2 separate regions of the Homo sapiens genome follow, and region 1 is linked to region 2. Evidence: chromatin loops called from intact Hi-C (ENCODE). Cell type or tissue: endothelial cell of umbilical vein. All regions are shown on one strand. Each heading gives the region's core, and the rest is flanking DNA. Links, peaks and the distances in the headings are about the cores only.

Evidence for each region. Hi-C counts contacts between places; a loop is a spot of excess contacts. Peaks named below come from ENCODE experiments on the same cell type or tissue, not always from the same donor. Only the 100,000 strongest peaks of a DNase experiment are listed, where the experiment ranks them.
Region 1: it touches region 2 in a loop (12-fold over the local background); 22 of 110 quality-filtered maps call a loop at or near these places.

What each region holds. Positions count from the first base shown.
Region 1 is chr12:85,051,222-85,063,083 of GRCh38, forward strand. LRRIQ1 (leucine rich repeats and IQ motif containing 1) reads left to right here. Exons shown (of 27, transcript NM_001079910.2): 7 at 956-1,030; 8 at 4,326-5,963. Among named protein-coding and RNA genes, the nearest start is that of LRRIQ1, 21 kb to the left of the region's middle. In endothelial cell of umbilical vein, for the core only: a CTCF peak has its summit at 6,346 (motif pointing left); a DNase peak (open chromatin) is centred at 6,340; H3K27me3 peaks cover 385 bases.
Region 2 is chr12:84,868,923-84,880,784 of GRCh38, forward strand. It overlaps SLC6A15 (solute carrier family 6 member 15), which reads right to left. Exons shown (of 12, transcript NM_182767.6): 6 at 7,575-7,685; 7 at 4,165-4,406; 8 at 3,680-3,872; 9 at 1,556-1,748. Among named protein-coding and RNA genes, the nearest start is that of SLC6A15, 38 kb to the right of the region's middle. In endothelial cell of umbilical vein, for the core only: a CTCF peak has its summit at 5,832 (motif pointing right); a DNase peak (open chromatin) is centred at 5,839; H3K27me3 peaks cover 179 bases.

The DNA.
Region 1 (11,862 bases), core at 2,422-10,421, 180 kb after region 2:
TGGCTTCATTTCTCTTCCACCGTGAGTAAAAGCATCCTCAGGCCTCACCAGAACCAGATGCTGGCACCGTTCTTCCTGTACAGCCAGCAAAATCGTGAATTAAATAAACCTCTTTTCTTTATGAATTATCTAGCCTCAGGTGTTCCTTTACAGCAACACACTAATATAATTTGCTCACTGATCTCATTGTCTCCTTGGTTCTCTTTTAATTTTATCTAATGTAAACTGATGATTTTCATAAAAACAGTGATGTAATTATTTTCCTAGCTCAAAATGCTTAATAAGTGCCAAAAATGTTTCTCTTCTTGAAAACCTAGTGATTTCAAATACAGTCTTTTGCATAAAACCTTTCATGATCTAATTATCATGCCCATTATTATTTTTTATATTTTTCTCTTGCAATAAACTTATTCTGCTAGATTTTGGGTAATGTGTAAATTTATGATAGTGTCTTCACATTATCAGAAGAGTTTTTGAAGAAGGGGGTTGTATTTTACTGATCTGTTTATTCTGAGGAGTCTTATCGAATGTGTTGATAAAAACTTATTGAAAGAAAACCATCACTTACTGAACTGATTTATGTGAATTAAATGGTATGACATGGTGAGAAAACAATTGTAACACAAAACCCATTTTACAAACATTATTGTAATTTTTACAATGCCTAACAGTGTTTCGAGCCAATACATTATATTCTGTGAATAAACATACTCAAATAAATACAACTTTCCTAGGTTGCAAACTTCTTTATGTTCTCAGAATGGAAACCCTAGGTATTATGTGACACTTCAGTTTGAGATTAAAGTTGTTATCCCAGTACTAAAAATTGAAAGCCATTGGTTGGGTTGTCAGCTTTAACTATTGTTTACAAATATATGTTATGAGAATCATATATAATTAACATAATATTTTTGATATTTGAGTATAGTCATATTTATTATTATCATATGTTCAGCAAGAACAGGACAAGATGAATGATGAACTCTATAAAGAAGAGAAAATTTGGAAAGAGAAATTTAAACAGCATGAGGTATCTATTTGTTGTTTTTATTTAGCACATTAAGCTTTCTTTATTTGAAATACATTACTATGCTTGAAATGGTTATTTTTAGATAATGCTGCCTAAGTAGTATAAGATTTTAGTTTATTACAGCATTAAAAATTTATTAATCCTCAGAAACACTCCTTGAAATAGAATGTCTTAAAAATGAGAGTTAGCTGGTTTGGTGAGTGTTGTCCGTATAAAATTGTAATTCTAACATTTCTTTTAAGGTTTGATGAAATGTACCATTTTGAATATTTCTTTATGTTCAAAGATTGTTATGAAAGCTTACTCTTTTTCCTAAACACAATTAAATTTGTTTTGAATATAAGATTATTCTGATGATACATATACTGATGTTTTAGTTTTTATTTACTCTAGAGTTTTCATATACAATTATTTTAAGTAATTACAAATTTAAAGTAGATATCTCCATAATCCTGTTATTTAGCTAAACATTATCCTTTTTTGTATTCCTTTCAAATCTTTTTAAAATTTATATAAACCCGCTCCTGCAAAAGTAGGTGTCTACTACACATTGTCAAATTAAAAAGCTGGTTAAGCATGTAAAGAGACAGAGTCATATGAATGACAAGTGACAAAAAAAGACAATAATAGCTCACCTATAGATAATCCAAATGGTAAGTATAGTAGAGCTGTTAAAATACCTATAATTATCATCCAGTAGCAAAATACTTAAACAGGTGATGTGAAAAGAAAAATAGCATCTATAATGAAGTACCAACTCTACATTCTAGAGTTTAAAAAATTCAGTATATAAAATTAAAATTTAGTGGGTGAATTTGATTGGACATAGCAGATGACACCATTAGTGAAATGAGACAGTTCAATAGAAAATATCCAAATTAAAGCACAGAGAAGAAAAAAAATTGCAAGAAGAGGAAAACAGCACAAGAAATATGTGACACATGGTGAAAAGATATAAAATTTGTATCATATCTTGAGAGGAGACAGAGAATGGGGCAGAAGCAAAGAGGTAAAGAGATAATGGTTAAAAAGATTTCAAATTGTTTTTAAAAAATCAACCAGCATATTCAAAGATGAAAAATAATTTCCAAGTAGGATAAATACAAAGAAAATGCTACCTTGGAATAAATAATACAATTATTGAAATTCAAAACAAAGGAAAAATAAAGTCTTAGAAGCATCTGGAGGATAAAAGACGCATTACCTAAAAAGGAGTAACAGTAAAACAAATAGCCATCTTTAAGTAAAATGATGGAAGAAAGAAGACGATTCAAAAAACGTAAGTATTCAATGATAATGGTTTCTTTGTTTATTAGTGTTCTTTGAATCCTGACTCTTCCTCCATTTTCTGGACTCAATTTTTAATTTCCTGTAGTATACACTTAAATAGTTGTCAAAAAACATTTTTGGATGCTAGATTTTCTCAATCTTTGTTTGCATATTTGAAAATATTTTGTTTTGTTTTTTGTTTTTTAAGATGGAGTCTCGCTCCGTCGCCCAGGCTGGAGTGCAGTGGCGCCATCTCGGCTCACTTCAAGCTCCGCCTCCTGGGTTCACGCCATTCTCCTGCCTCAGCCTCCCGAGTAGCTGGGACTACAGGCGCCCGCCACTGCGCCCAGCTAATTTTTTGTATTGTTAGTAGACACAAGGTTTCACCGTGTTACCCAGGATTGAAAATATTTTTAGTTTGCTTTTAAAAATGAATGGTCAGTTTCTTCGGGTGTGGAATACAGATTTATTACCACCCTTAACAATGTAAAGATATGACTTTGTTGCATATTTATTTTTGCCTGTGCTATCTATGATTGCAAATTTGATGCCTTTTCCTTACATTCTTTTGAAGCTTTAGGATTTTTCATTTTATACATTCATCCACACATATTTACTGGTTTTCTACTAGGTCAGGCACTTCTCTGAGTGTTTAAGATATGACAGTACATAAAATTGAAAATAATCCCTACTTTCAAATGCGATACACAATTTCCAAGGAGGAGAGATACAAAGAAAATCACACCTTGGAATTAAATAGTACTATTCAAATTCAAGACAAAGGAAAAATAGTGTTGGAAGCATCCAGAGGCAAAAAGACACACCACCTAAAAAGGAGCACAGTAAAACTAACAGCTTACATTCCCCAGAGGTCTGAAATATTGCTAGCATCTGTCTAAGTGTGTTGTGTATGTGTGCATGCAATGTTCGGTCTTTCTCCCATGGCTTTTTGTTGTTGTTTTTAAGAAAACGTATTTTTCTATTATTTTCTTCCCTTCAGTTTTTCTCAGTTCTTTATTCAGGAACTCCTACTAGTCATATGTTGGAGTTTCTGTGTTAATCTTCTTTACCTCCGACATATAATTTTTATCTTTGTTATTATTTGTTGTTTGGGGAAAACATCTCATTTTGAAGTTTTTTTTTAAGTAATCAGCTATCCAGCCATTCTATTTTGATTATTGGTTTAAGTGAGTCGTTTTTATTTGAACACTTGAAATATGAGGTTATTCCTGTTTAAATATTTTTTCTAAAATATCTTTATTTAAATTTTTATCTAGTTTATTTAATAGTTTGATTTTCTCAGAAATTGGTTCTTCCTTCTGCTGATTAAAATATAGTCTCATATCCTTTTTGTTAGTTTCCGTTAGATATTTGCTCAATTTTGTTGATCTTCTTACTTTTGGTTTAGGACTCTAGTAAAAATAATATTTTCTCACCTAACTCTAAATATTTCATTAAATGCAGTAGTATGTGGTTATCAACTATTTTGATCATTGAGAAGGGATAAGATATGTGAGTAGGCTGGTTCTGTATATTGTTTGTATGTAGGGACTATCTGGCTTTCTTGGTACCATAAGTTTCACAAAATAATTCCTGTTTTTGCAGTCTCAATACTAGCTCTGAGTCTTCTTTATCAGAACTCTCATTCCAGAAAGTTTGAAGTCCTTTTCTTTTACGTGGTTTTTAGCCTGTGGTTTCCCTTTTGTTGTTGTTGTTGTTTGCTTGCTTATTCTGTGTCTTTCTGATTTTATATGCTTTCTATCTTCAAGGAAATCTTCAATTCATATCTGGGTGGCTTAGAATACATGTAACATTAGAGTATCAACTTAACATGATTCAATCTCCTAAATATTAAAAAAGTAATACCCTTTAAGATAAATGACTTTAGTTTCTCTAAATAAATTTTATAGAAACTTTATTAAGACTTCAGTTTTAGTATTTGTTTTCAATCTACATTTCAGATGACATTTTAGTAACATCTCATGTTTAGTTTATGCTGACTACCATGTATCTTACTTTGTTTTAGGAGTATATTAGAAACTTGCATTTACAAATGGAAGAAGAAAGAACAAGATTTAAAGACCAACAAGAAAAAGAAAAAAATTCTTTGTTAAAACAGCAGAATAATGCAGCTGTTAAAATTCAAGCTAAATATAAAGCATTTGTTGCCTATCAAAAATATGGCCCAATTATTAAAGAGCAAATTGAAAGTAAGAAAAGGAAAGCACAAGAGTGGAAGGAAAAGGAAGCAAAAATACGACAAAAGGAGGAAGAAAATCGAAAAAGATTAGAGGAGGAACAAAGGATAAAAGAAGAGAGAAAAAAGCAAAAGGAAGAGGAAAGGAAAAGGAGAGAAAAAGAATATGAAGAAAAAAAGAATATTGTGAAACAGGAAAGAGAGCAACTAATAAGCAAGGAAAAAATAATATTAAGAGAAGATGCAAGCCAACAGCTAATAATAAGTAGTGCATTAAAGAAGAGCGGATATAATAACAAACATTTAAGTCTTGAAGATATTTCAAATGATAAGGGTGATATAGCCAAAAATCTAGTGGATGAAAATTCAAAGAAGCAGGAAGATGTTCTCCTTTGGCTAGTTGAGGAATCAAATATGAAAGAAAATGTAGATAGACAGACTATATTAAAAGAATCAATACAAGTAAAGTTAAAAGAATCTATATCAAGCCAAACAATTCTGGCAGATTTTAAAATGGAAGAAAAAAATGAAAACCTAGCAAAAAAACGATGTTCAGAAGAATTGGTCAAGCAAGAAAGAAAATATGAAAATACAGATAACAAAACTGAATTGGGAAACTCTGATCTAAAAGGAAATCTGAAAGAACAGTTTCCATTGCAAGAATTAAAGTCTGATGCACAAAAAGAAGAAAAAATCATGAAACATGTCATAAATGAGAATACAGGACAAAAAACCCAGATAATATTAGGACATAACCAAGAAATCAGTGAGGTGAAAACCAATGAAGAGCAGAAAATAATCAAAGATAATCAGCAGAAAAAGATACAAAAAGTAGAAAAAGAAGAGATACAAGAACAGAATGGATTATTATATAAAGATAAGGATACTTTAGTTATTTCAGTGAAACAAAGATCACTCTCACTAACATCAGAAAATTCCAAAGATGTAAGAGAAAACGTAATATTACAAGAAAAAGAAATTTATTCAAAATCCAAAGAAATTGAGGAGAACCCAAAAGACAATGCTTGGAATAGTGGCATTGTGATTTTTAACACAACTGATACCATGATAAATATAGAAGGCAAAAGAAATGACCAAGATTATGTGTTAGGTAGACATGCTCCTTGTGAGGGCTTGAGTAACTATAATGCAGAAAGCTCCATGGTATCTAAAGAAGTCAACTCTCTTAAATCTGAGATTAGAAATATTTCAGAAAAATGCCATGAAAATGCACCTGAACCTGATAGCATGACCTGCTGTGTATCAGAGTCAACCCTTCTATATTCTATTGAAGAAAGGAGACTAGCCTGGATAAAATCATTTAAACCTTGGCTTGAAATTTTCAAGCAAAATCAACAAAAGAAAATTGTTAGAAGAAAGAGACCTGTGAAATGCCCAGCCAACATGACACCCGCTTTGGATAAACTGGAAATTCTTCGATGTGGCCCTTGGGATACTTTACAGCAGGTATTTCTAATTTTATAATAATTTTTCACATTTAATTACAATTAGCTCTTTAAAGTATAACTTTTCAGATCTTAGAAAAAGAAATATTTTGTATACAAGAATTGTCTCTTGTTTAATAAAGTTATGAATGAAATATTACCCCATTTGGGAGGGGATATATCTCAACAAATTGTTCGAGGCATCTTCCCTAAGTGACACTCTATAAAAAGCTTTGATTTATATTTTTTAATATCTTGAAGCCTGTGTTCAAGGGCCCTCCAGTCATTATTTAAACCTCTAAGAATGGAAGCATATAGAAAGTTAGGGTTAGAATTATAGTAGGAAACTCCTAAGTAAACAGAAGTTTGCTTTAGACTTGAGCCACCACACCACCTAGTGGCTGCTTTTGGAATAAAGTGGATTTTATGTCCATGACCACTGTTGTGAAAGAAGGGCTTGCATGATAGAAGACCCTGAAGACCCTAGAATTCCCATCTAGCAACAATTATTTAGCGTGTGCTATTTAAAGGTGGTGCATATATGTCTGAAATGTAAAATAGTTGTCATCAAATGTTACTAATTTTATATGGTTATGGAGAACATAGTTTCAACCAAAATTAAGACACAGAAACTAATAAACGTATAGAAAAAGAGAAAATAATATTTTAAACAGTGTAACACTAGAAAGCACTTATGATTAAAATACATATATTTAGCTAAGGCCTGAAAGTCAAAAGTATTCAATAAAGTTTATTTAGTTTCTTGATAGACTTTCTTGCTAGACAGATGCCTAGGAGAAAGAACAATCATATTAATAGATAAACATTATTTTGTTTATTCACTCAGCAAATATTCATCTATCCAATAAGATGATCAATATTTATTGGTTGACTAATAAACAAAGAAAACCCAGTCTTTTACGGAGCTTAAACACACATAAATACGTTATTATGGATCTTGAGAATTGCTGTAAATAAGGCTTCAGAGTATCCTGTGAGAGAATAATAAAATAGTGGGATTTTGAAGATATTTCTGGTATATGAAATAGCAATATAAGAGATGAGAACTGGGACATACACTTTTAAGTGTCTTTTATTTCCTGGGTAATGTATTTGCCACATCTGTCAGGTCTGCAGAGCTACATATAGAATCTCTCATCTGCTCTTCTCCAATTTTTTCCTTGCGCATGTTATCTCTGGAATCATGTTTTAGCACTTTTCTTTCTCTAACATATTGCTGCAGGCCTTCCAATATGATAACATTAGCAATTATTTAGTTTTCCTCATGAGTATCTGTTAAAGCTAGGCAAGAGTGATGGCTTCATGCCTACAGTGTACTTGCTTCAAAAGTGAAAATGAAGTTACAGAAACAGTAGTGTTCCTCCCTTGCTTTGTAGGTCTCTGTTCTGTCCAATGAGAAGGAAGTTAAGATGTGTGAGCCTCTTTCTCCTTGGCATTTCTTCTCCAGCTGACTCTCTGTTCCTTCTTTCGAACGTTTGTCAATTTACATAAAATGATAATTAACTCTTTCTTTTACTTCTTAGAGCAAGGCCTGGCAAACTATTAAAATCTATAGAATACCTGAAGCTTTGTAGAAATGTGGATTCTGATTCAATAGGTCTGGTGATCCACCCATTCTCCATTCTTGCAATGATTCTAAATGATGATGTTGGTGCTGGTGAGTGGACTAATCTGAGTAGCAGTGTTCTAAAGGGCACCATAATCCTCTCATCCCTTCTTAAAGCAACTATCTCAAGCTTTTAATTTAGCTTTGAAGCATCAAATAGGCAGTATAAAGATGAAAAATACATGTGAATGTGCCATATAGATGCTAAAATGTTAAGAAAATATCATCTTTTGTTACCAGACAACTCCTGTAAAGATTCTGTTTGGTAGATGGCTTACCATGGTGTCTTTATTCACCACTGTTACTACTGATCCATGGCTCAGTTTCTTTTTGACTTTCTGATCTTTTAGCTTCAGATCTTTATCCTTATCCTGATCACTCACTGCCATCCTTGGGATGTCCTTCTGGAGATCAACTTAGAAAAGTTTATTGTCTCCCAGTAATGCATTCATTTTGCTTACATTAATCTCTTACTTTGAGACTTCAAGACATAAATCGGATCTTCGTGTTGTTCATACTTCTTTACACATTGCCAGGCAAATAAAGATACTCCTCAAGTTACAATGAAGTTACATCCAGATAAACCTACATAGCTTACAACTGGGCAAAATCATCTGGCAACGTGGTACACTGTAGAGTATTTGTTGTTTACCCTCATGATCATGTGACTGACTGGGAGATGCAGCTCCCTGCCGTTGCCTGACATTGTGAGAAATGATCATACTTTATATTGCTAGCTTGGGAAAAGATCAAAATTCAAAATTTGAAGTATGGTTTCAACTAAATGTCTATTGATCTCACACCATCATAAAATTTAAAAAAAATTCTACGCTAAACTATCTCTTGTCAGGAACTATCTGTAATGACTTTCATTACCTGATTATAGGATGGATGAGTGGGGGGATGAATCAATTGATGAATAAAGAATTCCAGTCGAAATATTTAATGTAGAGGACGGGTTGATGGGTGCAGCAAACCACCATGGCACGTGGCACGTGTATACCTATATAACAAAACCGCATGTTCTGCACATGTATCCCATGTATACATGTAACCTAAAGTATAATTAAAAAAAAGAACTGCAATTGAATGTTAATCTTATCTCCTCATTACTACCAGTTTCACAGTTTAGATAAAGTATATTGACTGAAGAGGAAATGAATGTAAAATTACTGAAGTGTAGCTTATTAGACTACTAAGTTCTATGTTAAGACTGTTTCTAATTTTATTTCTGCCACTTATGGCTGTGACACCTTATGCAAATGCTTGACCTGTATGAGCCTCAGTTTTGTCTTTCACAAACTGGAACAGCAATATCTATTATATAGGATCACTGAGTTTTAAAATGCTGTATGTAAAGAACATGGCCCAGGGCTTCTAATACCACTTGTCAAATGTGGGTCTCAAGCAAGCAAAGAGAAGGCAAATGGATTGTTTTCGAGGGCTGCTTAATAGCCCGTTTCATCAAAAAAGTTATAAAGTTGAAAATACTAGACCATTGGGTTATATGCAGTAATATCTCAAAAGAGAAGACTAAAGAGCAATAATTATGGGTAATGAATATATTTTTATTTTTTATTTTTAAATGTTTTAACTATTTTTTATTTTTGGCATTTTGCTACTAATGGTAACTTGTATTAAGTAATAACCACCACAAAAAAGGGCACTGAGCTTAAGGATTTTTAAATATTTCTTTATACCATAACGTGAATAATAATATTTTAGCTGCTTATTAACTTTTAGATCAAGAAGTCTCACTTCTCTTATACAAAGTAAATTGTAATGAACTGCTATTGGAATAATAGGTGACATACCTGAAATTGTTTTGTAGCTGTTTTATTCAAACCACTAATCAAACCTTGGACTCAGTCCCTTTGCAGCTGATTTTTAAAACAATATTATTTTTCCCTGCCAAATAGATTTGAGATTGGACCACTGAATAAATGTTCTGAAAAAGTAAAAAAAAAATAAAATAGACTTGTTGCTTGCATTACTTTTGTAATTACGTTTACCATAGATGACTGACACTTCTTAGGTTGAACTCAAGAATAATTGAGAATAAAATCTCTAAATGTATGTTGCTGAGTTAGGGAATTTTATCTACAATGGGCTGTAAAGGATTTGGGAAAATACAGATGATTAAGTAGAAAATTGATTTGGAATCTGTTATTAAAATATAATGAGAGTTTCATAGCTTCTATAGGTGGAATAGTTCATTCTCAAGTCATGAGAGTCTGAAAGTATAACTTTTTCAAATGTTTTTACATAATTCTTTATAAGAAAAAGGAAGTAAAGTATGAGAGCTATAAATATAGTTGAGTTTTGCCACAGGCTAGGGAAGTTCATTCATTTATTTATTTTAAGAAACATTTACCCAACACCCATTATGCTCCAATTGCTGTTTTTCTAGTTGACCATACAGTAATGAACACATACGATTACTAATTCTATATTGACCTTAATTTCGAAGCATAAAGTGGTTTTATGTATGTGGCTCCTGTCATACATGTATCCATAATTAATACAAAAATTTATTTTGATCTCATGTATTTGGAAAAATCTGTGGTCGAGTAGGGGACTATATTGCTATACTATAAAGATTTTTTTTAAATGTTCAATGAAAAGAGCTTCAATTAAAGGAGGAAATAGGAAGCTCCTCATATTCAAAAGTAAATACCACTAACAAGGATACTGTAGCAGTTACTTCTGTACTATAATAAGATTAAAGGACAGAAATTGCCACATCATAAATAACTAGAACTTAATTGTGCTTGTATAGTTGATTGAAAGCAACATGTTACTAAATCACACTGAATAATATAAATTATAATGTTGAGTAGCATTTGTTACTATACAGCTGTAATTGTTGAATTTTCAATTCTTGAGTGCTCAATTCTAAATAATGTTTTCATTTTTAGTGTAGAGCCAGTTTTCCAATTACAGAATGTATATCTGTTTGTTACAGATTAACTAGGCAGTATATAGAAGTTATCTCCCTACAAATTGATGAGTATATTTTCTTTCTGAAAAAATTATTAAAAATAAATTTGTTTCAAAATTGCTTTAGATTATGAATAGTTGAGACATTCTTAAAATGATTTTGAAACTAGAAGTCTTATTTATCTGAAGTTTTAATTATTGCTTTTGGTACTTAAAATGGAGTGGTCTAATTCCTTTCTTTATATCACCATGAACACATGGTCCTTCAATTTACTTACATAAATATGTAAATTTAAAACTTTTAGTTCAATTTAATGCACAGGAAATGTTCCGTACAAAGAGGAGTTACTGCATTCTAAAATTTTGTACTTTTTCAGTGTTTTTTGAAATAATAGTGCTTCCAATTTTAATATAATGTTTTTATAATTTTAAGTATGGTATACACAAGAATATTCCTATCAAGCTAATGATTTTTAACTTTTACTTTAAGTTCAAGGGTACAAATGCAGCTTTGTTATAAAGGTATATTGCATGATGCTGAAGTTTGGAGCATGATTGAACCTGTCACCCAGGTAGTGAGCATAGTACCCAGTAGGTAGTTTTTCGACTCTTGTCCCCTTCCTTTCACCACTTCGTGTTTTCCCCAGTGTCTGTTGTTCCTATTTTTATGTCCTTGTTTACCCAATTTTTAGTTCCCACTTATAAATGAGAATATGTGGTATTTGGTTTTCTGTTTCTGTGTTAGTTGGCTTGGGATAGTGGTTTCCACTTGCAACCATGTTGCTGCGAAAGGCATGATTTCATTTTTTATGGCTATATGTTATTCCAGGCTATATATGTACTACTTTTTTTTTTTTAATCTAATCCACTGTTGATGAGCATCTGGGTTGATTCCATGTCTTTGGTATTGTGAATGGTGCTGCGATGAACATACCGATATATGTGTCTTTTTGGTAGAATGGTTTATTTTTCTTTTGATATATATCCAGTAATGGGATAGGTGGGTTGAATGGTGGTTCAACTCTTAGTTCTTTGAAAAATCTCCAAACCGCTTTCCACAGTGGCTTAACTAATTTATATCTCTACCAACAATGAACAGGTGTTCCCTTTTCTCTGTAACCTCACCAACATCTATTATTTTTTGACTTTTTAGCAAAAGCCATTCTAATTGGTGTGAGATGGTATCTCATTGTGGTTTTTATTTGCATTTCTCTGATGAGTAGTGGTGTTGAGCATTTTTTCTTATGTTTGTTGGCCACGTGTATGTCTTCTTTCAAAACATCTCTGTTCATGTTCTTTGCCCACTTCTTCATGGGGTTATTTGCTTTTTACTTGCTGATTTAAGTTCCTTGTA
Region 2 (11,862 bases), core at 1,969-9,968:
ATATGGATTTTCATATTAAGTGGAAATCACTTTCTTGAATAATATAAAGCAGTTTCTCATTTCTGTTCAGCTGAATTGTGGATATATAGCTATCAATATTAACAGACTGCTGAAATTAAATTGTTTTATACACGCACACACATGCACATGCACAAACACATACAGACATAATTATCAGAGCAGCAAATGATAAAGGTATATATTTGAGACTTATTTAGACATATATTATTAGTAAATTTTTTATGGCTAAGAAAGAGCTGGGCACGGTGGCTCACGCCTGTAATCCTAGCACTTTGGGAGGCCAAGGCGGGCGGATCACGAGGTCAGGAGATTGAGACCATCCTGGCTAACACGGTGAAACCCCGTCTCTATTAAAAAAAATACAAAAAATTAGCCAAGCGTGTTGGCACGCGCCTGTAGTCCCAGCTACTCGGGAGGCTGAGGCAGGAGAATGGCGTGAACCCGGGAGGCGGAGCTTGCAGTGAGCTGAGATCGCACTACTGCTGCACTCCAGCCTGGGCGACAGAGCAAGACTCCGTCTCAAAAAAAAAAAAAAAAAAAAAAAGCCTTGGGGAATTGCACACCACTGCCCAGCATTCATGGTCATCTCTACAAAATTTGTATCCAATCTTATTTTACATCACTTACCAGTATTGTTTCTGTACTCTAGTATGGTTGGCTTTCTTATTGTTGCCTTTATCTTCATTTATGTATGTTTACTAGCTATCCTCTGACCCTTGAGAAGATCCTTCCTCTTTCCAATTCAACTTTCATCTCTTTCTCTGACAGTTCCATCGTATATTTAGATGACCTAGACTCTTTTGAATTCTTATATGTAAAATCCATTATGCTATCAGTATTTTACATGCTGTAAGTCTTATCTATGCAATCTGATTTTAATTTTAGTGTTATTGTTTTTGGAGAAGAGTTTTTTATATATTTGTATATCTCTTATAATTTATTTTATATCCTTTATAGCCCTTAAATGGGAGTATGATGCATTAAACTGGTACTTTAATAATCACTTGTAAATTGGACCTATTAACTACCATCCATATTGATAAATTGTTTTATTTTCTTCTCTACTTGGAGACATTAACTACTAGTAAATTACTACTGCTGCTGTATATGAGAACGGGATTTAGGTTTATCATTTTCAGCTATGCACTTTTTGGATAGGAATATCACATCTGAACTGCTCTAATTATGATTATTTGACTTGTATAAAAATTATACACAAACAGTCCATGACTTTATTCTAGTGTCAGTCATTCTTGATAATGCATTACTATTAATGAATTATAACAATAAATATTTATTATAAATGATAAAATATAATTTATATTAAAACATCCATATTATATTATACATACAATAAAAATTATACAATTAAAATAAAATAAAATAAATTATACAATGTATACAATAATAAATAGTGATAATAGACATTAATAAAACTCAAAATATAAGACTTTCCACTTTTCATCTCTAATCTTTCACCAAGAATAAAATGGCCTGGATTTGTTCAATGAAAAGTCAAATACAAAAAACTCACCAGTAAGAATTTCTTTCCTCACTTTGAAAGTGTCCACAATAGGCGTGACAATCCCTTCAATGGTTCCAAACATACTGCCAAGGCCTAGATTGACCAGCATGAGGAAAAACATCACTGACCAGAAGGGAGATGCAGGAAAATGTGTCATCGCTTCTGTAAAGGCAATAAAAGCTAAGCCGGTCCCCTGAACAGCCTGCAAAATACACAAAATAGCAACATTAGTACAGAGTAATTATTAAACAATGGCTCTATATGTCAGTTACAATGAGGAGGAAAGATCTCTGAATAATGGCCAGGACTGCTGGAAATAGACATGCTCAAATCAGCTCTTAACCTGATAAATCATGTTGTCATTCTCAGAACCTGGATTTAATTAGATCAAGCAGATCCAAATAATGAAATTTTGCCTATAATTAATAAACAGAGTACACGATTGTGTTGTATATACTAACTATTTCACAAGGCTCCTAGAATGAAAAACTATATTAAAGAATACATAATATTTTTGGTTTTGTTAAAGCTTATGAATATGAATAGTGACATATTATCATAGATATATAAATACAAATATATATATACAACTATTTCTGGCTCATATATAAAGATTTTAAAAATTTGGTTTTACCTTACCTCAAAGTGGCTCAATCAATTGTTGTTATATATATATATACATATACACTATGAATAATAAACTTGTTTTGATTTAAGAGAAAACTGCAAATGCAAAATAAAAGGATGTGAACAGAATAAGTAGATTATAAAAAGCCAATTTTTAATTTAAAAAACCTACATCTTTACCTTTTTTTACTTCTGATATTCCTACCTCCCTGATTAAAAAAAAAAAAAAAGTTGGGCTGATATACTGGTTTGCATAATTCAGAAGACACAATGAATTTCCAGTCAAAACTAATAACAAAATGAATAAAAAGACAGATACTCCAATTGGGCAGAAAGAAATTGAATTACTTGCAAATATTAATGTGAGTTTATTTTATAAATATCACAAATATTGAGTTGTAAAATAACAACTTACTTTGTCTAACTAACTGTACCTATAACCAAACTTCAAGTTGTGTTGTCTCATAAAGACAGATGAGAATTAAAAAAAAAAACTTTGAACGGTACATTAGTAATTAATTAAATATTTCCTTAAGGAATTCAAGGTTTTTATATTAATGATGGCTTTACTTTTTAATGAATAATATCCACACATGATTCTTTATGTTAGTCTCAAGTACAGTTAACTATCTTAAAGCAAATAATTAGTGACTAATTTCTCCATTATATTTTCCTTTTCGACATACAGGAGACAGTGGCAGCCAATATAAGGACATTTATTAATGGTGACCTATTTCTTATTTAATACAACATAGCTAAGAAAAAGAACTTCATCGGTTGGGCACGGTGGCTGAGGCCTGTAATCACAGCACTTTGGGAGGCCAAGGCGGGCAGATCATGAGGTCAAGTGTTCGAGACCAGCCTGGCCAAAATGGTGAACCGCCTTCTCCCGTCTCTACTAAAATTACAAAAATTAGCCAGGTGTGGTGGTATGTGCCTGTAATCCCAGCTACTTGGGAGGCTGACCAGGAGAATTGCTTGAACCTGGGAAGCAGAGGATGCAGTGAGCCAAGATCGCACCACTGCACCCCGGCCTGGGCGACAGAGAGAGACTACGGCTCAAAAAAAAAAAAAAGAACTTGATCATGACTTGTGGAACACAACTATTAAAATTTCTATTTTAAATATTATTCATGCATCAAAGCAATCATGTATGTGTAAATGAGAGCCATAATTCTAATTCTGTATTGAAAATTATAGCAAGAAAGATTTCAGACTAATCATCATTCTATGATGAAAATCACTTTATATTCATATTTTAAATTATTGTGGCTCAATCAATGAAATAACTTTTTAAAATAAAGCAAATCTTTACCATTTAAGAAAACATATTCTCTAAAATTAAGAATGTAAATTCTGAAGGACTTATAATGCCCAGGAGCTTCTCCGGGCATTTTAAGAGCTTCTTCGGGCATTTTAAGGCCCTTTTCCTGAAGGGAGTCTGCTGGATAATGCATATTTCAAGTGAATGATAATTATTTTATTGCTCAAACATGGCTTACTAACTTTATTTAGCTCTTCTTCAATTTTACAGGAATTGAGATGAAGAGCAGGAAACTCTTCTTCTTTCACTTTTTGAATGATGTCATAAACTAAATGATAATCTTCTGCAGTAACAGTTGAAAGGTTGATATGATGGGGAATAATATCCTGACTAATGTTCCCCATTTTCAAAAATTTCATGATCGTCTCTGAATTTCTGAAAAATAAAACAACATACAAATGAGCACATAAGAGTTCTTTGGTGTATAGTTTGTGAACGACTATGCCATTATAAGCTAATGAATGAGCAATGTTCCCAACACAAAGAAATGATTAATGTTTGAGGTGATGACTATCCCATTTACCCAGATTTGACCATTATACATTGTATGTTTGTGTCGAACTATCACATGTATCTCATAAATATGTATAGCTATCATGTATCAATAAAAGTATAAATAACAAGATAAAAACTAAGAAAAAAGGCAAATGGAAATTAATATTCATACTGTGTAATGCATTTCTCATTTATGACATTTGCTTTGAAGCCCAGAACTGCAAACACCACCAATGTTGCCAGGACAGAAGTGAAAAAATTGATGAAGGACACCAGGACAGCATCAAAGTGGCAGTTGTTGTCTCTCTTGTTGTAGCTTGAAAAGGCAATGACACCACCAAATCCCAGACCTAAGGCAAAGAACACTTGAGTAGCAGCTTCTCTCCAGACCTTGGGCTCCAGCATTATTTCAAGCTGTTTAAAAATAAACATAATAGAATCAGCTACAAAATAATGTTTCAGAATAATTAATTTTTATGGAATTTACTGTTTATGGAGTATACAATGATATTTATGCATCCAAAGTTTATTTAAATCGGGAAATAATATGTTCTTAAGCATAAACATCTATTTTTAGGAAACAAATAATTATGAGTAAGAAAGTTGATCAGTCCTTTACATGGAGATTTTAAGTACATGGGGATTTTCTACTTACATGGTGGTTTTTAAATATTTTAAGAATATCAAAGGAAATATGAAATGAGAATATGAAGAAAAATTAATTATCCTCAATCATTTCCCATTATGTCTTTTTTTCTTTCCATAGCAAAACAGGTCAATTACCAATAAAAGTTAATAGTTGCTTCACTAACACTCCATGTTTTGTGTTTTCTGCTGTTAATCTAATGGTCGAAGCAGAAAACAATTATAAACTTCGCAGAGTTGAACTATTTGTACTTTGCATATTCACATATGTATTCTTCATTCATTCAAAAGTCTGCTAAAAGATTTTTCTTTGAAAATTGAAGAAATTCACCTATATTGTCTATAAGATACTCTTTCAGATCCAAAGTTCTGACATTGAACAGATATTAAATATTGAACAGATATTTCATGTAGTTGTGCTTTATGTCTTAGATAATTATCACTGTATATAATCAAAACTTAAATGAAACAATTCAGATCAGCCAAGTGTGGCCCAGATCTTAATAAACAGTTCCTTTTGATTTCAGTAATAATAGCGTTTAAATTGGCATTTTATCTCTTTTTGCCATTACAATCAAATTGCCTTTATTGAGAGCAATGTCAAACATGACTAAGAACACGAATTCTACAGAGAGTTTCAGATTCTGATTCTGCCATTTAGTAATTTTAAAATAGTGCAAACAATGGCAAATGGCGTGTCCTCTCTGAGTTTCAGCTTCTTCAGAAAGATCAGAATAATAAGAAGTGTACCACTTACCACGGTGCCTACCACACTCTAAAAATGCTCAGTAACCGATAACATAGATGAGCTATAGCGGCATACACACCGGTAAGCATTTTATATGGTTTAACTCATTTAGTACTCACAACAACCCACGAAGTTGTTGCCACTATTAACTGATTCTTAGGAAGGTTATGTAACTTGCCTAAGTTTACACAGCAGCTCTGAGGTAGAGATGAAATAAGAACATAGGTAGATTCCAAAATCCATATTCTCTCAAACAATAGGATGTATTGCTTCAACTAATTTTGGTTATTAAAATCTATGAAATATGCTTATTAAACATAATCATGATTATCTTCATAATTTATGAACAATTAACATATGCACATTGTTTACTGACCATTGCTACATCATATTCTATTAAAATACACTCAACTGTCTATCTCTGCTTTAGCCACTAGATGGCAGAAAAGACCTATTAACTAAAGACATTACCAGCAGCCCAGTTTCTGAACTAAATCTCCACTCACTGTTTCACAAGTATTTGATGTGCTTATGTACTTTCTCCCCTACATAAACAATGTAAAATTTTTAAAAATTACAATTACTTCTCATATTGAGTATCACATCCTACAGAAATGTAATAGAGTCTTATCAACACTCAATGAAAAGTTAGCTGAAGGAAAACTAACATTTTAATAGTGATCCCTAGTCTAGGTCAGAAATGTTAATTCATGCTGCAGTTTTCAGTACTGGGGCCATATAGAATTATTACATATAAGCATTTAAATTCTAAAATATCTAGCTAAATCAAATGTTTAGAATTTTGTCACAAGCAATTGTCAGTTTAGAAAGAGAATATATTCTAGAAATTCACACAGAATTTTGGTTGTCTTGAACTCAGAAAACATTTTCTTCAATATTATACATATAAGTATTTTTGGTCATTAAGTGTGGCCCATTTGTAGCAGATTTAAATTATAGTGTGGCTGAAACTCGTAAATCTTAACTAGTTGTTCACAGAGAAGTTCCAAGAACTCTAAATGTTAAACAGGAATTTTGAAGTAGCTGAGAAAACCAGACACCAGTGTCAGCATTTTTGCTACTACAGAATGAATACCAACTCAGAACCACACACACAAAGAACACAGCTTCTTTTACGCAGTATCAAGGCAGCCGCCAGGAGTGACAAAGAATTCCAGAGAAGCTAATCCCTTATGCCCAAATCTCACAGCACAATGCTGCCTGCACATTCATCCTTCAGATAACTTTTAATTTCTAAACTAATTTTGAAATCGTATCTTTAGACAGTTTCATCTTAATGTCTGCCTATGATAGTATTAGCAAACTAATAGTGGGGTGCACCATATATATATATATATATATATATATATATATATATATATATATATATATGAGAATCAAAAACGTGGTCCCTGTTAAAGCAGTATAAGAAATTATGATTAAGCCCACACTTATGATTAACCAGGTTAAGTGGGCCCACCGTTGAGTTTAGCTCTACAAAGTTGCATGATGGATTATAAGTTCTGAGCCCTTGATGGAGTCTAATGAGAATTTTCCTAAAATATATATGCATCTATAGAAGTTACAGAACTTCACAAGCTGATTACTATAAATATTCTTCCAGAAGCTACAAAACTACAAAACCTCAAAAAAATTAACTAAGAAAAGAAAACACTTATTTTCTCTGAGAGAGTATTTTAGGGCTCTTAATCTTATTTTAGGGTCCATGGATTCTAGATGATCAGTCAACTTCCAGATACACTAAGCAAATTAATATGTTCATTTTTTTTTTTGGGAAAAAAAATCCTCGTCACTTTTTCAAAGGGATCCATGACACAAAAAGGTTAAAAACCACTAAAATAAAGGGGAAAGAGTTAAGGAAGACTGAAAAATTCTGAAGTCTAATCAGTATAAAACTTAGAAATAAATTTATTATAAAAGAGAGATTTTTGAAGTTGAAATAGTGGTAGCCTTACTCTAAAATCAAAATGGGATATAAAAAATGGAGATAAATGGCTATAATTATACATAAAAAATGCTGGTTTTTCCTAGACTGGTTAACAACTATAATTTAAAAGTTTAATGTACATACATTAGAACAATTATTCCTTAAATATAACTTAGAATATTTTAACAATAAACATAATGCTTTCATGATCATAAGCCTTAAATAGAAATATGGTACATACCTTAGGGGTAAACATGTGGCGAATGCCATCAATTGAACCATTTAAAAGGAATGCTCTGATGAGGAAGCAAATAAGTACCACATATGGAAACAGAGAACTAAAATATATGATCTGCAAAGAAATAAAAATAAAAATAAGTGAGATACAATGACCATTTTTTTATAGATAAGATTTTATATGTTAGTTTCTGTACTTTGACAGTCACTGTTTCATGACAGGATTAATAAAACTATTAATAACTTCTAAAGCCATTTTTTAAGAATGGTTTATGAGTCGTGATTCAGCCTTAAGATTTTATTTGAGATACAATTTACATTTAAAACACACTATCTCCTTTGAAAAAATCCATCAGCTATGGTGTAGCTTCAATAGTGTTGATTCCTTATAGTTCATAAAACAAGAAATATTTAAGACAGAAATGAACAGGCACTAACTACCTAATGAATTCCTACTTTTTTGTTGTTGTTCTAAGTAGCAAAATAAAGTCCTATTTCTTTTTCTTTTAACCAAATTTTCATTGTGATTCTGTAAAGCTTTCAATGCAGTATTGTTCCTATGCTGTATCTTCCAGAACCCAAACAATCAAACGTGTAAAGATTTTACTTTCCGCTTCAGCAATTTTCACTGTTAAACAGTTCAGCAAATATTTATAATAGAAAAGGAAGTGTGCTACTCAGACATTCACTGCCTCCTTGACATCTTCCTCTGGAGGCCTAATAGGTCTCTAAAATATTTCAGGTCCAGAGGGAAACTTCTGAATTTCCCTCAAAGCTATTCCCACCCATCTCTATTTCAGAAAATGGCCCCACCCTCCATCCCATTAGTAAAGCCAAACATCTAGAAATGGTTCTGGACTATCCATAATATTCTCCTAACTGAATTGCTGGCTGCCCCTTGGTTTATGTCATACCCTGCTTAAAACACTCCAGGAATTTCTAATGTCGTTGGAGTGAAGTGCTGATTCCACCCTCTGGCCTGCAAAGTCTTACCCTAGAGTGCCTGCTTGCCTGGCCACCACTCTTCCCATGGAGCTCTGGCCACTCAGGCCCTTGCTATCCTGTGAGTCTACCAAGCTCAGCCAGCCTTAAGATGCAGGGCGGCACCTTCCTTCAGAAGCACCTCTTCCTTATTTGCAGATGACTTGCTCCTCCTTACTATTTTAGTCTCATCTTCATCTTCTCCCTGAGGTCTTCCCTGACCACCCAAAATAAGGTGATGCCTTTTTCTATCCTTTCTCTCCCATCTGCCCCCTGCCAACCCTCAGTGATATTACCCTAGGTTTGTTGTTGTTGTTGTTTAGAGCACTTAGCACTTTTCAAATTTTATTTATGTGTTTCTGTGTTTATTTTTTGTATCCTCTAACAGGGTATAAGCTAGTAAGGGTAAAGATATTTTCTGTTTACTACCATATCTCACACACCTAACACAGTTGCTGACATAGTAACTCTATCATATGTATCTGTGGAAGGAAGGAATGGAAGGAGAATTGGAACAATGGAGGAAAAAGTGCCATAGCAGATGATGCTTCCGGGCAGGTAAAAGATACTGAATTCAATAATAACTACAAACAACATTAATATAAGGCAACACAATAAGGGGCACTCTCTAGTTTTACCCACTTAAGAATCATATATAAACACATGGCACACCTTAAGGAAAAAATATGGATAAAATGCCAGCATACTTTAGAACACAATATTTTAAAAATAAATTATATTTTAACTTAATTGGTTGTAATGAACATAATTTTTTAATAATTTCAAATTGGTTTAATCCTTTGATTAATCCTTCACTCAAATTTTTTGATTTTTTAAAAAATCAGAATGCTTTCGGATGGATTTTTTCATTCTCCCTGCGTACTTTTGGCATTCATTAAATTTGGCAGTTGCCTTGATCTCACTTGAATTAAAGTAATCCCCTTTATGATTCTTCTTCAGAAATGTTGTGGCTAGCCAGAAGCATGGATTCACTTTTGAACAATAGCTTCTTTTTATGTTTTTAAACAAAACTCAAATGTACTGCTTTATAAATAATATAATTGACTTCCATTAATTCTGCTTATATAAAAGTGAAAATGAAGATTATACATTATAAAGTCTAGATAGACTGATTATGATTTTATCTAATAAAATATGCTTTTTAATTTTGTTTTAATTTTATATTTTATCTTTATATTTTTAATATAATTTCTAATTAGGTACTAAGAAAAGATTCTTCCTGTACTCATATTATTCGAGGCTAAAATACTCTAATCTACCCTTAGTATGTCCCACTTCCTCAAATCCCATAAACCAACTGATCACCACACCCAGCTAATTCTACCACAGAAATCTCACATCTGTCCCTTTGCTTCACCTCTCAATAGCACAACACCTTTCAGTATGAAAACAGTTTCCTGCTCATCTTGCCTCCAGATTCTGTTAGCTTTCCTCTGCATCCCAGAAATCCATTTTTCACAGTTGCCAGAGCGATCTTTCTAGAAATCTGGTGCTATCACTGAACTATTAAAAATCCTCAAAGGTTCCACACTGTTTGCTAGCTAACAGCCCATCATTTTACAAGAGTCCACAGAGCCTCCAATATCATCAGTCAACTTGCATATCATCCTTCGTCTTCCACAAGCTGCACAAGTTGTATGCAAAAGTCACACAGAAATACTCAGCAGTCGTTGAGCTTTGTACATGCTGTTGTCTGTGCCTACACACAGTTCTCTGTGAACTTGCTGGTGAACTTCTCTTCAACCATCGAACCCTACTCCAAAATTTACATCCCCCGTGAAGCCTTCTTGCAAATCCAGTTTAATTGCAATTGCTGACTCTACACTATCACACACTTTCTTTTTTTTTGGAGACCGAGTCTCACTCTGTCGCCCAGGGTGGAGTGCCGTGGTGCAATCTCGGCTCACTGCAACCACTGCTTCCCGGGTTCAAGTGATTATTTTGCCTCAGCCTCCCGAGTAGCTGGGATTACAGGCACCTGCCACCATGCCCGGACAATTTTTTGTATTTTAGTAGAGACGGAGTTTCACCGTTTTGCCCAGGCTGGTCTCAAACTTGTGAGCTCAGGCAATCCACCCGCCTCGGCCTCCAAAAGTGCTGGGATTACAGGCGTGAGCCACCGCCTGGCCACTATCACACACTTTGTATGTGCTTCTGTTACTCCACTTAGTATGTTCTAATCATCATTACAATATGTTGCAATATGGTTGTACAATAATATAATACTAAAACATATTGCACATTAAGATAAAACTTATAGGAATTTAAGTTTTTCTTCTTGTACACAATTCATTCATTGAATTGTGGGTTCCATGAGGACAGACTGTGGCCTATTACTCTTTGCATATCCATCAGTGCCTGACAAATAGCAGATATTCAAATATATTGTTCATTGAGAGAGGATTTACAGGAATTTGAGTTTTTCTTCCTGCACACAATTCCTAAAATTGCAAGCTTATGGTTATTCTGCAGTATTTTGAAAATTATATTCTAATTATATGTCCAGACATTTCAATTTTCATTTATTAATTCAACAAACATTTAAATTCTTAAGGACACTGATCTGGATTCAGTAAGACTCTAACACAGTTTCCTAATAAGTTACAAGAACATTTCAAGCCTACAAGATGGAGAAAAATAAGTCAATATTTCAAACATTTAAGTGATATTAAGAAGGCAACACATCAATTTTATTCCTCTGTGAGCAGGTAAGAGGACAAAATATTTCATTTTTAAATTCCATGATTTAAAAAGATGTGTCTTAGGAGTCAGCAGGTTACTTAAATATCTGTGTCATTTATAAACACAAATTATTTGCATTCACTCATATGGCTCTAATCTTATTAGACCAAAACAGCCACTTGCATAATATTATTAAAATGAGTTAAATTCAACCTATTCACTGTATTTATACCAACCACTTTCTTCTCTCCATGCGTTACGTCTTATAACTTGAAGTTATTTTATAAATTTGTTTATTGTTTGCTGCCTCTGCCACTAAATGGAAACTCCATGAGGACAGGCACATTGTTTACCTTGTTAGTTGTATTTCCAAAACTAGATCAGTGTCTAGAACATAGTAAGTGCTTAATAAATATTTGCTCAAAATAATAATGAATGGGTGAATGATTATTACACATTGTCCAAGAAGTATACATTTTTAAAACTGGGAAATGATACAAAGAAACATGCTCCTTTGACTGATTTTTAAGACCCCTCCCCCGGGCCTTGACAACTATTATGCCTGTCAAAGCAAGTACGTTAGTAAGAGAGACTATTTTATCTTTCAA